Linked DNA regions of Homo sapiens: regions 2 and 3 are each linked to region 1. Evidence: chromatin loops called from intact Hi-C (ENCODE). Cell type or tissue: heart left ventricle. All regions are shown on one strand.

Evidence for each region. Hi-C counts contacts between places; a loop is a spot of excess contacts. Peaks named below come from ENCODE experiments on the same cell type or tissue, not always from the same donor. Only the 100,000 strongest peaks of a DNase experiment are listed, where the experiment ranks them.
Region 2: a loop joins it to region 1, with 5 times the contacts of the local background. A loop is called at or near these places in 81 of 110 quality-filtered maps.
Region 3: it touches region 1 in a loop (2.3-fold over the local background); 7 of 110 quality-filtered maps call a loop at or near these places.

What each region holds. Positions count from the first base shown.
Region 1 is chr5:141,522,930-141,527,929 of GRCh38, reverse strand. DIAPH1 (diaphanous related formin 1) reads left to right here. Exons shown (of 28, transcript NM_005219.5): 24 at 233-357; 25 at 1,469-1,633; 26 at 1,757-1,892; 27 at 3,701-3,787. Among named protein-coding and RNA genes, the nearest start is that of DIAPH1-AS1, 33 kb to the left of the region's middle. In heart left ventricle, a CTCF peak has its summit at 3,003 (motif pointing right); a DNase peak (open chromatin) is centred at 2,999; H3K27ac peaks cover 3,210 bases.
Region 2 is chr5:141,414,725-141,419,724 of GRCh38, reverse strand. The region is part of intron 1 of PCDHGA1 (protocadherin gamma subfamily A, 1); the gene reads right to left. All of the region lies in intron 1 of PCDHGA2 (protocadherin gamma subfamily A, 2), which reads right to left. The region is part of intron 1 of PCDHGA3 (protocadherin gamma subfamily A, 3); the gene reads right to left. All of the region lies in intron 1 of PCDHGB1 (protocadherin gamma subfamily B, 1), which reads right to left. It also overlaps PCDHGA4, PCDHGB2, PCDHGA5, PCDHGB3, PCDHGA6 and PCDHGA7, and 8 more genes. In heart left ventricle, a CTCF peak has its summit at 2,129; DNase peaks (open chromatin) are centred at 64, 1,804 and 2,104; H3K4me3 peaks cover 993 bases; H3K27ac peaks cover 399 bases.
Region 3 is chr5:141,346,935-141,351,934 of GRCh38, reverse strand. The region is part of intron 1 of PCDHGA1 (protocadherin gamma subfamily A, 1); the gene reads right to left. All of the region lies in intron 1 of PCDHGA2 (protocadherin gamma subfamily A, 2), which reads right to left. All of the region lies in intron 1 of PCDHGA3 (protocadherin gamma subfamily A, 3), which reads right to left. PCDHGB1 (protocadherin gamma subfamily B, 1) reads right to left here and starts at 1,836. Exons shown (of 4, transcript NM_018922.3): 1 at 1-1,836. The coding sequence starts at 1,674. It also overlaps PCDHG@. In heart left ventricle, a CTCF peak has its summit at 1,910; a DNase peak (open chromatin) is centred at 1,874; H3K4me3 peaks cover 1,528 bases.

The DNA.
Region 1 (5,000 bases):
GTGAAGGCTGGAGGTTCAATGATCAAATAATTTATAGTTTCACTGGAAAGATGAAAACTTAAGTATGTGACACAACTAAAGTACATAAGGAACTAAAATTATTAAGTACCAGAATGTGTGTATAGACTGAAGCTATGCTCTGAAAGGTGAAACTAAGGGGTGTTGAGGCTGGGATTATTAGTAAGCTCTTGCTGTCTGTTTTTATGGTTTTTTTTTTTTTTTTTTTTTTTAGTTTCTGCTGAAAACTTGCAAAAGAACCTAGATCAGATGAAGAAACAAATTTCTGATGTGGAACGTGATGTTCAGAATTTCCCAGCTGCCACAGATGAAAAAGACAAGTTTGTTGAAAAAATGACCATATCCTCTCTTGAAAGGAGGGAGTTGTTCCCTAGGAAGGGAAAGAAAACTTCCTGTAGTGGGGGAAAAACAGGATAGATAGGGCAGTATGCAATTTTTTTCTCTTAAAAAACTCTTTTTCTTTAAATACATAGTTTTTTGGGTTTGTTAGTATTTTGAGACAGGCTCTCTCTGTGTCACCCAGGCTGGAGTGCAGTGGTGCCATCACGCCTCACTGCAGCCTTGACCTCTTGGACTCAAACGATCCTTACCCCCTCAGCCTCCTTGGTAGCTGGGACTACAGGCATGTGCCACCAGGCCCTGCTAAACTTTTTGTAACCTTTTTTTCTTTAGAGATGGGGTCTCACTTTGTTGCCCAGGCTGCATAGTTCCTGAGAGCATTCCATTGTTGTGGAGTAGAAGCACACCATGCAGATCAACCATAAAAGTCCCACCAACTCCCCTGCCTGTACCCCGTCTCCACTACACACGCTCACACATGCTTCCCTCTCTTTCCCCTCCCCAGAGGTAACCACTGCCACTGGACTTTATTCTGATTTGCACCTCATACATTTATTTTAAACAAAAACTGCATTGTATTGTGTTTTGCACATATGTCTTGGCCATGTTTCCATAATAGTATTTATAGAAAACCTCCTTTTAGGTCAAGAGATGGAGACCATCCTGGTCAGCATGGTGAAACCCCATCTCTACTAAAAATACAAAAAAATCAGCTGGGCGTGATGGTGCGCGCCTGTAGTTCCAGCTACTTGGGAGGCTGAGGCAGGAGAATTGCTTGAACCCAGGAGGTGGAGGTTGCAATGAGCCAAGATCGCGCCACTGCACTCCTGCCCGGCGATAGAACAAAACCCTGTCTCAAACAAACAAACACAAACAAACAAACAAACAACAGTTTAAACTGCCACCTTCTTTTTTTATAGGTGTACCATAGTTCATGGTTTACTATTCCCCTATTTAGGGGTACCTACATGGCTTTGGTTTTTGCTGTTATAAACAGTGCTGTATTGAACATCCCTTTGCATGCCAGTACTCATCTTTGAGTAATTCCTTGGGCTAGAGAAGTGGGTCTGCTTCTTGGTCTTGGTCTTGGTCCTTTACTCCTTGGCTGCACAGCTTTGTGAAGGATGCACAGGAACAGTATAACAAGCTGCGGATGATGCATTCTAACATGGAGACCCTCTATAAGGAGCTGGGCGAGTACTTCCTCTTTGACCCCAAGAAGTTGTCTGTTGAAGAATTTTTCATGGATCTTCACAATTTTCGGAATATGTTTTTGGTGAGCAAGGGATACTTGCTGACTGAATCTTTTGTGGGCATTTCTCACTTTCCCCTGGGTTCCTGTTGGCTGGTAGTAGGTATACAATGCCCATGTGTTCCTTCCTCCTCTTCCCTGCCCCAGCAAGCAGTCAAGGAGAACCAGAAGCGGCGGGAGACAGAAGAAAAGATGAGGCGAGCAAAACTAGCCAAGGAGAAGGCAGAGAAGGAGCGGCTAGAGAAGCAGCAGAAGAGAGAGCAACTCATAGACATGAATGCAGGTGAGGAGTGAAGACGGGTTGATGGGCTGAGATAGGAATGTTGGGAAGACTTCTCTGCCTAGAGTCTAGAGGCAGAGTCTCATGTCTGAGCTCACCTCCTGGCAAATGATTTTTGGCAGTCTTCACTCCGAGATCCTGATGCCGGACTTTAACCCCAATTCTGATACATGCGCATTCCAACTTGCCCTGGTTAAACTATTACCTTTTCTCTCCTTTGCTCGCTCTTGCATTCTCTCTCATTCCCCTGTGATTGTGGTATTGCTGTGATATATACTGTTTTCCTTCTGTCCATCCAAAGGTTCCTCTGGCCTGTTCTCATTCCCTCCACTAAATCTTTCGGGTTTTTTTCTGTAAAATATTTTCCTGACGCTCCTCCCATCTTTTAATTGTGGCGTGTCTTCCCTTTCTGCTTATTTCACAAAGTACTATGTCCCTAGTACCTTAGCACAGTTGTATGCACAATTAGATTTTAAATGGATTGAACTTTTGGAGCGGGTGGGGAGCCGGTCACCCTCTTCTTTCTTCAGCAGAATCTCTGTTTCACTACCAGAAGCATGTCTTTGTTGAAACATATGGTTTCAATTACTGGCCCTCTGTTTCCTGTCTCTGCTTCTTTCTTGCTGCAGATTCCCTACCCCTTCGCCCCCACTGCTCTCTCTGTGGGCAGCGGAAATACAGCATACACTGCTCACACAGCACTGAGCCCATGCCACCCTCCTCTAAACCTGAGGGGCCACAAACCTTCTGCAAATGAAGAGGTGTTCACAGAGCTGCTGAGTTTGTTAGGAATCAGTATTTTACAGAGCACAGGCACAAGGGCTGCTCTGATACCTCTTGCTACCAGGGACTTTTTATACTTTTCTGTAAAGCAATTTCCTTGCCCTTAGTTGTAAGCCACAACTTCGTAATGCTATTAAAGCCCACACCAAGTATCCTTCACCTTCCCCTGGGACTCCAGGGTTTGTCCCCAGGTACTGGCTAGGATGCAGTGGGGGAAGGTGGAGTCCCGCTGACATGTGGGATGAGGGCTGCACACGGTCAACAGGTGGCGTAATGGACCTTGCCCAGTTTCCAGTACCCGGGTCAAGCAAATGAGGGTGGAATGTAGGTCAGCTGCACTGGTGATGCTCAGCCAGCAGGTGGCGCTGGGAGCAGTGAGCCCCAGCCTTGGATCTGGCAGCCTATGGACTTTTTGGGATTTCACAGTTTCAGATTTCACTATCCTAAGCTGTTGTCATGGAAACCGAGCCAGGCTAGAACAAGGATTCTACATTAACTCTTTGTATTCCAGCCAGGCTGCTCCTCTTAGATGCAGAGGACTTAGACATCAGGAAGACTTAGCCACTGGAGGCAGTACTTCAGGAAAGTGCACTCTTTGATCAGTGGTCTTTCCTCGGCCCTGCTCTGAAACCTAACCAGGCAAAACACTTTAGGATAAAAGGGAGTGATATAGTTGCTTAGTAATTTCACAATCGTAGTCTCTACTTATCCTGGTCTTGGAGTTGGGCAGTTGTATAATTTTGTTGCTAGTCCTGATTGGGGTGGGGAGGATGGCATTGCGGGAAAATATCCCAAGGTCTGCATTGGATAATAGGCAATGAGATCTTTTGTTTTAACCATTTTTTAGCAGATACAAGTAAACATGAGCGTGTGAGACTTAAGGCTGAGCTCTCTTTGCCTCTTCTTAGCTGCCAGCTGCTGTGGGAGAGGGGAAATCAAGCAATAGCCATTCATTTTGTGTGGGGCTTGATATTTGCCATGCTGCTCTGGCTGAAGAGTTCACATCTCCATCTTGTTCTTTATAACAGAGGGCGATGAGACAGGTGTGATGGACAGTCTTCTAGAAGCCCTGCAGTCAGGGGCAGCATTCCGACGGAAGAGAGGGCCCCGTCAAGGTAAGTAAGCACATGGAGCTCATCCTGGGTGTCGAAGGGGGTGAGGGCTCTCTACTCCTGCCAGTCTGCGGCTAAAGAGCAAATAATGATGCTCTAAGCATCTTTTTAGTCCCTGCATCCAGAACGGATTATCTAGTCCTCTTCTTCCCATGTTACAGAGTAGCGACTTAGAAAACTGGGGTTTAAGGGACTGGCAATAAATCAGTTACATTGGATTATGCCGCATTTCTCCCCACTCTTGAAGCAGATATTTGGAACAAAGGAACTGAGCTGCAGGACCCAGGGATTTGAGTTGGCATTTGTGTGTATGAACAAAAGTTGATCTAAATACAAAATGTATATTAGATATAGATTGAAATTCAAAGAAAAAATAAGTCAGAGTCCTTACTCTGGACTTCACAAGCAGAAGACATACGTAGAGAGAACTAATAATAGAAAGTATAAAATTTTGTAGACAGGTTTAGGCATCATTATTCCCAGATAGAAAAATATAGAGGAGCATCTCAGTTGAAGGATTATGCCGTGTCTGAAAACTACCTTTTCCTTGAGTGCAGTTAGCCTCTATTGCCCTTGCCTTCCCCATCACTGCCCTGCAATCTCCTTTCATGTCCTTTGGAAGATCTAAGTGGATTACATTGAGCTAGAGATTCTAAAAAGAATTATGGAGCTAGGACAAGTGATCCAGGCATTAGTATGGGAAAAGATTAATGAATAAGTTCCCTTTCAGGGAAGCTTACAGTGGCCAAGAGACTAATTCAAAGGAAGGTATAGGCAAGTCTGCCCCTCATGTGGAGTTGACCTGCACTATCGTGTCTAGTGAAGGTCTTTTGAGGCTAGGAGTGGTGGCTTCTTTACTAATTTGAAGAGTGGGAATTACAAAAAAAGGCATCATTAGAGGTTTCTACTTCAGAGGGACTTAAATCTATGTTCCCTGTTTCCTGGCTGTTGCATTGTGTAGGCCCATTTGATAGTTATACTTTGAGATTATTGTAAACAGAAGGAGTTAACACAGCTTGCTTTGGCCAGTGCTTAGCTATTAATACAGTGGTATCTGTAGGGCCTGTAGTACCTGCCACAGCCTGGAAAGGGGGACCTTAGAGCATGCTAGCCTATGTAAACTCAGTATTCTGGCCCAACAACAGCCATCACTGTGAGTTTCATCTGTAATGGCTGGCTGCCCATTTCTACCTATACTCTGAATAACCAGAGTGAT
Region 2 (5,000 bases), 110 kb after region 1:
CGCAGCCCCAGGCTGAAGAGCCCGGGCTCACTGGCCTGCACCACGTGGTAGGACAGCCAGGCATTGTGCCCCGAGTCCGCGTCCACGGCCACCACCTTGGTCACCAGGTAGCCTGGCTGCGCGGCCCGCGGCACTGTGTCGAAGAGCGCGGAGCCGTCGGGACCCAGCGCAGGGTACAGCACCCGCGGTGCGTTGTCGTTACGGTCGCCCACCAACACGCGCAGGCTCACATTGGCGCTGAGCGCGGGCGAGCCCTGGTCGCGGGCCTGCAGCGTGAGCTCGAAGGTGCGCAGCTGCTCGTGGTCGAAGGCGCGCTGCGCGAACACCACCCCGCTCTGCGCGCTCACGGACACGTAGGACGACAGCGTTCGTGACTCCAGGTCGCTGGCAATGAGAGAGTAGGAGACACGGCCGTTGAGCCCGAAGTCTGGGTCAGAGGCACTGACTTGCGCTATGGAGGCACCCGGCTGGTTGTTTTCTGGCACGTGGACCAGGTAGGCTGACTGTCCGAAAACCGGCGCGTTGTCATTGACGTCAGTAATGTGCAGGGTTATGGTTTTGCTGGAGGATAACGGAGGCTTGCCCCTGTCTGTGGCTGCGATGGTGACGTTGTACTCTGGGGTCTGCTCCCGATCCAGGGCCTCATCTGTTACTAGCTTGTAGTAATTATTAGAAGAAGAATGAATCTTAAATGGAACACCTCTACTTAAGCTACACCTGACTTCCCCATTTTCCCCTGAGTCTTGGTCCCGTGTTTTGAAGAGGGCAACAACCACTCCTGGAGGGGAATCCTCCATAATCTGATCAGAGAGTGACGTGATGATTATTTCTGGGCTGTTGTCGTTTTCGTCTACAACTTCTACAATTACTTTACACCGTGTTGAGAGAGATCCTCGGTCTTTTGCTTCTATGTTTATCGTATATCTTTCTACTTCTTCAAAATCCAAAGGCTGCTGAGTTAGAATGTTTCCTGTAGTGTAATCCAGAGAGAACACGTGCTGAGCTTTGTCAGCCACACCAAAGAAGGAATAAGTGATCTCTGAGTTGATGCCCTCGTCCTGGTCAGTGGCCTTCACTCTCAGGATGGAGGTGCCTGGAGGCACGTCTTCCCGAAGGCTAACCCTGTACACGTCCTGGCTGAACACTGGGGGGTTGTCATTGGCATCTATTACCAGGATTCTTATCTGAGCAGTACCGCTTCGGGGAGGGTCCCCACCATCTAAGGCGGTCAGTACCAAGTGGTGAGCGCTCTGCGTTTCTCGGTCCAGAGTCTTCTGCAATACTAATTCTGGATATTTGCCACCATCAGGATTGTCTTTCTCCACCAATGAGAAATACTCGTTAGGACTTAGTTGGTATTTGCTCAGCGAATTCATACTAATATCAGGATCTTCTGCAGACTCAAGAATTGTTCCCATCCCCAGGCTGACGGATTCACTGATTTCTAAGTTTATTTCATCTTTCCGGAATTGAGGGGCGTGGTCATTAACATCCTCAATCACCACAATGACATGAAAAATATTTAAAGGATTTTCCACCACAGCTTCCAATTGCAACTCACATCTTCTTCTCTCTTTGCATATTTGCTCACGGTCTATTCGGTCCTTCACAAGTAAGTCCCCGCTCTGCGCGTCTACGCTGAAGTGCAGCTTCTCCGCGCTCACTCGCAGCTCGCGAGCCGACACATCCAGGACACTAAGCCCTAGATCCTTAGCGAGGTTCCCCACCACCGAGCCCTTGGCCAGCTCCTCCGGAATCGAGTAGCGGATCGGCTCACACAGCGTGGGGTAGAACAAAGGCAGCAGCAAAGGAAATAGTACCTGCCGCGGGCCGGCCCGGCGCCTCTGCGCGCAGCTCCCTCCCATCGTTCGCTCGGGTTCTCGCTGGGTCCCCGCTTTTCCAGTTGGAGAAAGTGCACTCTACCGCGCTAAAAGAGCATTCGGCCCAGGACAGGAGGAGTCCCGGGTCTCGGAGCTGGCAATCTGGTGTGCTGGGCAAGGTCTGCGCAGCCGGGAGCCTCTGTGTGGGAGCTGGTTTTCTTTTCTGTTGTTGGCTGCGCAGGGAATCCCAGGCTAGAGGCTGAGGGATCCCCGGCGTCAGCGCTTGCTCTGCACTGGCCGACGGCGGCGCCCAGAGGCTCTGTGTGGGACTGCAACTTGACTTTTCTCTACCTCTTTCAAGGAATTTTTTTTAAACTACGAGTTGACAGCCAAAATATTTTAATCTTTTTCCTCAGTGATTCCTTTTACATCAGGAAATATATTTCCACTTGGTCATAACTATCATATCTTTTTATTTACTGAATTTACATATATCTTGAATAAATGAATATTTTTTCTTCAAAATTTAAAAAGGCACAAAATAATATAGCATGAAGGTTTATAGGTCTCCTATCCCACGGCCCATTGCTATCCAATTCCTCCATCCAGAGGCAGTCATTCTTGTTCCTTTTAAGAGTAATTATCTATGAAGCTGGAAGTACTGAAGATAAGCAACAAATTTTTTTGTCTTCAATTCTAGCCTATATTCACCCAGAAAGTAATAATTCCTTATTTCATACTTAAGTACTGGAATGCAACCATTGCCCTAGTCATTACCATCATCCAGGGTGTCCTGTATTGCTTTTAAATAATTATAATCAAAATATTTTCTCACAATAGCTACAATGTCAAGAGCAGTTTTTTTTAAAAAAAAAACCTGTATTTTTCAAAATAATAGAATTATTTGAGATGAATGCACAATAATTTTGACTCTCATTAACACAAATATAAAATAATAGTTTCAATGGTTTAATAGTTAATAACTATGACCCTAAAGAGTGTGCTTTCCTTCCACAGACCTATCATTCAACAAATGTTGACTGACCTGAAAAAAATCATGGAATTATAAGGGTCTTGAGAAACTTCGGAATGCTTTTTGACTTTATACTACCACATTTAGTAGAATACTAGTAATAAAATTAAGAGATCTACCTAATACGTCACTATTTTCATTGAACTAAATGAACTCATCAGTACCTCCAATGATCCTTTGTTTATATAATTTCCCTTCGTTGCATATATTCTTTTCTTTTTTACAGCTGTGGTTGGTGTTTATATTCTGATCTGCAGAAATGGCATTTCTTTCTTGACTCTAAGTTTATTTTGCCTCTCAATTTCAGAGTTTTCAGAGTTTCAGGTGTTTGCCTCCTTATACATTAAAGAGCCACTGAAATAGCTTTGTCATATATCTCTTGCTCCTGTTCTCGGGAACATGTACAAATTTATCTGTCTTCCCAACCCATATTTACTTTCAGCCTTAGTCACTAGAAAATTTAACAAAAAAGACAAAAGCAGAATCCCAAATATTCTTAATTTCACCCTCTATAGCCTCCTCAGGATCCCTATTGAGCAATGAAAGTTAAATTAAAATGCTATATCTTCCACATAGCAGTGTGAAATTAGAGAATTGTATGCAAAAAGGATACTGCAGTGTTATCAGTTATAAATAGGGCTGGAAAAATCTAAGCATACATTGTTATAAATAAATTGTTAATTCAATATTAATGAAAAACTTAGTATATTCAACTGCAACTATCACCACAAAGTATAGATTGAAAAATATATAAAATGTAGTTTGAAAAAGGCCTATTGCCCTTCTCCTTGGGAAGAACTGCATTGAGTATTCTTGGATTTGGGTTGTGTTTCCAGAGGTGATTTCTTTCTGATACTTACCTATTCTTACCAGACCTGCCTTCAGAACAAGAGGGTTGCTTAAGGGGCTGGAGTTTCAATATGTGACCACCCAGGAGGAAATATAAATTGACAGGCACTTCTGTATGGAAGTCTGTCTTAGGAATTGTCAATATTGTACTCAACAACACTATAAACTACAAGGTTCTGCAAAGCTAATCATAACAAAGCCTTATGATATATAGGCCTTGATTGAGACTAGGTGAATTTTACCAGAAAGTAAAAAAAAAAAAAAAAAAAAAAAAAAAAAAAACCTTAATAAACATCAAATTCTACTCATCAGTGTTTTAGCATTTACACTTTCCACCATCATGCCGCAAACTTCAAAGTAAAAACCAATCTTTTTTTTTTTAACAAAAGTAAAAATGAAAATAAAACTCACTGGAACCAATGGGGTATCCTCTATAGGAAACTTCGAATCATCTAACAAAGACAAAGGATCGTTTTTCTCACAGCTCTCCTGGCTGATGAGCGTGTCCGCATAATTGGGCTGGGGGAAGATCAGGTGACTCTTTCGCGAGTCCGCGGTGAGAGAGACCTCGTGGGAATAGGTCTGCAGGAAAGCCCGAACCCCGTCCACGCCCACAAAGTGCGAGCCGGACACACCTGTCAAGCCGCCTCCTGAAGCCTGCAGCAGGCGTGACTTGTGCCAGCGCCGCAGCCTGTGCGCCAGCAGCACGATGACGAAGGCCAGGAAGACGCAGGAGACCGCGGCCACCGCTACCACCAGGTACAGAGTGAGGTCTGAGGTTTCAGAGTTAGCTGGAGACTCGAAGCTGCCGAGGTCCGCCAGGACTTGGGGGATGCTGTCGGCCACGGCCACGGTGAGCGTGACAGTGGCGGAGAGAGGGGGCTGGCCGTGGTCCTGGACGGCCACTACGAGGCTTTGCTTGAGCGCGTCTCTGTCCAGCAGGGCTCGCGCCGTGCGCACCTCGCCCGTGTGCTCCCCCACCGCGAAGAGTCCCGGCTCGCTGGCCTTGAGCAGACGGTAGGACAGCCAGGCGTTCTGGCCGGAGTCTCTGTCCACCGCCACCACCTTGGTCACCAGGTAGCCGGGCTCTGCGGAGCGGGGCGCCAGCTCCACGCCTGTGGAACCGTCTGTGGGGAGGGCGGGGTACAGGATCTCGGGCGCATTGTCGTTCTGGTCCAGCACAAACAGGCTCAACGACACGTTGCTGCTGAGTGGAGGATCCCCGCTGTCGCTGGCTGTCACCTGCATCTGTAGCTCATGAAACTGCTCATAGTCGAAGGATCTGAGTGCATACAGGA
Region 3 (5,000 bases), 180 kb after region 1:
CACCCGTGGCGCATTGTCATTGAGGTCGCCCACCAACACGCGCAGGCTCACGTTGGCGCTGAGCGCGGGGGAGCCCTGGTCCCTGGCCTGCAGTGTGAGCTCGAAGGCGCGCAGCTGCTCGTGGTCGAAGGCGCGCTGCGCGAACACCACCCCGCTCTGCGGGCTCACGGACACGTAGGACAACAGCTCCCGCGGCTCCAGGTCACTGGCCAGAATAGAGTAGGAGACTCTGCCGTTGGGTCCCAAATCCGGGTCGGAGGCGCTTACTTGTGCAATGGAGGCGCCAGGTGGGTTGTTCTCAGACACGTGGACCACATAGGAGGCCTGATGGAAAACAGGTGCATTGTCGTTGATGTCGGAGATGTGCAGGGTGATGCTTGTCCTGGAGGAAAGGGCTGGTTTGCCCTTGTCGGTGGCTATGATTGTGACGTTGTAGTCTGCTGTCTGCTCCCGGTTTAGGGCTCCAGCAATCACCAGCTTGTAATAATTCTTCGAGGTGGATTCTAATTTGAAAGGAACTTCTTCCTGAGTATAGCATGTCACCATGCCATTTTGCCCAGAATCCTTGTCTCGCACTTTTATGAGGGCTATTACAGTTCCAAGGTCTGAATCCTCTGGAATCTGGTTAGAGAAGGACATGAATGTCACCTCTGGGGCATTGTCATTCTCGTCAACAATTTCTATTTGAACATTACAGTGAGCTGTGTGTACTCCTCCATCCTTAGCTTCCACACTCAACACATATCTACTTGTCTCTTCAAAATCCAATGTGCCATTGGTTGTGATGTCGCCAGTATTTGGATTGAGATTGAAGAGGCTGGTACTTATTGGGGAATTGAGGAAGGCATAGGTGATCTCTGCATTAATGCCCTCATCCTGGTCTGTGGCCATCACCCGCAGCACGGAGGTTCCCCACGGTACGTTTTCTTGGAGGCTAACCCTGTATACCTCCTGGCTAAACACGGGAGCATTATCATTGGCATCCGTAACTCGGATCCAGATATGGGTGGTGCCGCTTAGAGGCGGGTCCCCGCCATCCATGGCAGTCAGGATTAAGCGATGAGAGCTCTGATGTTCCCTGTCTAGAGGTTTTTCCAGCAGTAATACCGGATATTTACTTCCATCAGGACTTTCCTTCGTTGACAGAGAGAAGTATTGATTGGGGTTGATGGTGTATAACTTCAGTGAATTGCCTTCCACATCTGCATCTTGAGCAGAATCCAGAGAGAATTTTACCCCGGGTAAGGCTGACTCACAAATTTCTAAGTCAATGCCTTTTGCAACGAAACGTGGTGCATTGTCATTAATATCTTGGATTACAACAACCACGTGGAAAACATTCATTGGGTTTTCAGCGACCGTTTCGAATTCTAGTGCACACTCAAGTTTCCTTCCGCAAATCTTCTCTCGATCTATCCTACCGTTCACTAACAAATCCCCGCTCTCCAAACTAACGTTGAAATAATCCTCTGCACTAACCCGCAGTTTTCGAGTTGGCAACTCCCGGACACTGAGCCCCAGATCCTTGGCAAGTTTCCCCACCCGTGAGCCGTTGGCTAGCTCCTCTGGAATCGTGTATCGGATCTGCTGGGAGATGGCCCCGCAGAACAAAGACAGCAGGAAGGGAAACAGTACCTGACTTTTCATCATTTCGGCTTCTCTGGCTCTCTGCATTTCAGGAACTCTCCGCGGAGCTTCTTTCCTCTGGGATGTTTTTCAAAAAGAAATGGCAGCACCCTGGACTTCTGTGATTTGAGCTTAGGACTTATTAGTTAGGCGCTCGAGGGTGAACAGGAGCAGCGTCTGTGCTCAGTGCACCGGACAAAGCAGGAAGGCACCCTGCCTGACGCTCCTGCAGAATTGAGAAGCCTTCACTTCCTTTTGGTCGACAGCGGCGCCCAGAGGTTGTCTTGGAAAACTGCACAGGGCCCAGCTTTTTATCCTCAAAGCGCAACCTCTTGAATCTATGTACCCTGTCTTTAATTTGCTGGAGGGAAACACATACTCACATTTTCCCCTTTACATTTCAGTTTTCTAGTTTGTCATCATCAGATAAGGGCCTTCATCATTTCGTATTCTTTTTTCATTTAAAAAATTCACAAGGTACACTGCCATTTTTTTCAGTTTTGGGGGTAAAAAAAAATCTTCAGTGATTTCACTATATTTATAAACTCTGGCATGACTGCTGTATCCAAATAAGTGAATTGATAATTTTTATTTATATTTTTAGTTGACTAAAATACCTACCTTTCTGTAAATTCATTGGAATAAGCTCCCTTATCTAGTATTTTAAATCTCTCCATATATATGTTATCAATTCAGTAATACTTTTCAAAAATAGTTTTTGCAAAAAAGAGGAAATCACAGCCTTACTATTATGTTATTTCTCTTCTTTATAAAATATAGATAATCTTTCCAGTTAAGTAGGACAAAGTCTGATATTTTGTTAAAAGGGCCAATTTAGTGTTGGGGTACACATACATGCTTTTATGAAGTGGAATCTCATATAATGTACATTTGTTTTATGAAACCAGTGCTTCTTTTTTATATGAATGTATATTAAATACTCTAGGCTGGGTGCAGTGACCTGTGATCCCAGCACTTTGGGAGGCCAAGGTGGGAAGAACACATGAGGTCAGGAGTTTGAGACTAGCCTGTCCAACATGGTGCAAGCCATCTCTACTAAAAAAAATAAAAATTATCCAGGCATGGTGGCGGGTACCTGTAACGCCAGCTACTCGGGAGGTTGAGGCAGCAGAATCACTTAACTCAGGAGGCAGAGGTTGCAGTGAGTTGAGATCATGCCACTGAAGTCCATCCTGGGTGACAGAGCAAGACTCTGTCTCAAAAACATTCTCTATAATGCCAATTCTCAGCTCCAGCCGACTTATACCATTAATGAGCAAAACGAGTTTGACTTGACCACTGGTAAATATTGGAGAGGTATTCAGAGTTCTTAGACACCCAATTTTGGAACTTATTCTGTAGTTCCAGGCTTAGAACCAGTCTTGGTTCAAAGCAAATCCCTTTATTTCAAATGCATTACCAAATGAGATCCAACTCAACAATTTATTCTACTATTTTGCAGTGCTCACCCATACTCATACTCTATTCGAAACAGCCTATTATCTGTTTTCTTAAGATACCTTTTCACTTGTTTCCTTGCATCATGCCTTTATACTTTCCATTCCTTTTACTATGAACTTCTCCTCCCTTTCTGTTGTAGTGGATTCTTGCCCATTCTTCAAAAAAATAAAAATAAATCCTTTTTAGTGAAAATGGGATGTCTGAGACCTTCCATTACCTGTACAAGTAGGTGGAATTGTATGGGTTCCATACTCTCAGTGTATTTTCATGACACATATGTAGGCTATGTTTCATATAGAATTCTTAGAAATTATCTTTGAGCATCCAAATTTCCCCTGACACAGCTAATTAATTTTTTTTCTCCTTACAGGGAAAGTGATACTAATACTATAAACATTTTTTTTTCTAAAAATGATATGTTAAAAGTTACGTGCCTTTTTCTTTTGAGACAGGGTCATGCTATGTTGCCCAAGTAGGTCTCAAAGTCCTAGGCTCAGAAGTCCTCCCCTGGCTATGGGCCTTTTAAATTCTGTGATGTATTTCCATGTTTCAGTGAGAATACACCTTACTCTGCTTACAGCTTTTGTGTTCTGGCCCTGTTGTCTCATACATTTAAATGTGCCTTTTCCTAATATATTGAGGGAGGAATCTATTCTTTTGTTTGAGTTCTAATAAAACATATTTTGGTCTAATTTTGGATAACTCTCATATGATTTCATGAGTGAAAATAATTTCATAAATTGCAGAATAAGCCAACAATTTCTGGCTCAAGAAAGTTGTAGAACATGACAAAAGAAGGGACTTCTATTCCATTGTTGGAAGAGATTGTCTGGAAATCTCCCGCAGAGGCTGAGACATATTCCTTTACATGTTTTTGATGTCCTTCTCAAGGACAAGAAATACCACTCCAAGGCTCATAATAATTTAGCTAGGTGAGCTTTCCACCCTCAGGCAAAATGTTGAAATCAAAATGAATACACACATAAGCATATACATTAGGCATATGTAACAGGCACTATAGGTAAAACCATTTGACCAGCCTCTACTTTTTTTTTTTTTTTGAGATGGAGTCTCTCTCTATTGCCCCAGCTGGAGTGCAGTGGCCCAATTTTGGCTCTCTGCAACTTCTGCCTCCTGGGTTTAAGCAATTCTTCTGCCTCAGCTTCCCAAGTAGCTTGGATTACAGGCGCCCACCACCATGCCCAGCTAATTTTTGTATTTTTAGTAGAGACAGGCTTTCACCATGTTGGCCAGGGTGTTCTTGAACTCCTGACTTCAAGTGATCCACCTGCCTCAGCCTCCCAAAGTGCTGGGATTACAGCATGAGCCACTGCACCCAGCCTCTACATTTTTGTTCTCCAATTTTTATGTTATTGAGATGAAAAGAATAACAGGCCAGGCATGGTGGCTCATGCCTCTAATCGCAGTACTTTGGGAGGCTGACGTGGGCAGATCACTTGAGCTCAGGAATTTCAGACCAGCCTGGGAAACATAGCAATTGCCCCATCTCTACAAAAACAAAAACAAATTAGCTGGGAGGGTGGCTCGTGCCTGTAGTCCCAGCTACTCGGGAGGCTGAGGTGGGAGGATCACTTGAGTCTGCGAGGTCAAGGCTGCAGTGAGCCGTGATCATGCCACTGCACTCCAGACAGAGTAAGACCCTGTCAAGAAAGAAAGAAAGAAAGAAAGAAAGAAAGAAAGAAAGAAAGAGAGAAACAGAGGAAGGAAGGAAGGAGGAAAGAGAGAGAGGAAGGAAGGAAGGAGGAAAGAGAGAGAGGAAGGAAGGAAGGAAGGAGGAAAGAGAGAGAGGAAGGAAGGAAGGAGGAAAGAGAGAGGAAGGAAGGAAGGAGAAAGAAAAAAAGAGTGTCACCTGTCTTGGAAGGAGTCAAACATCATTTAATTTCATGGGCATA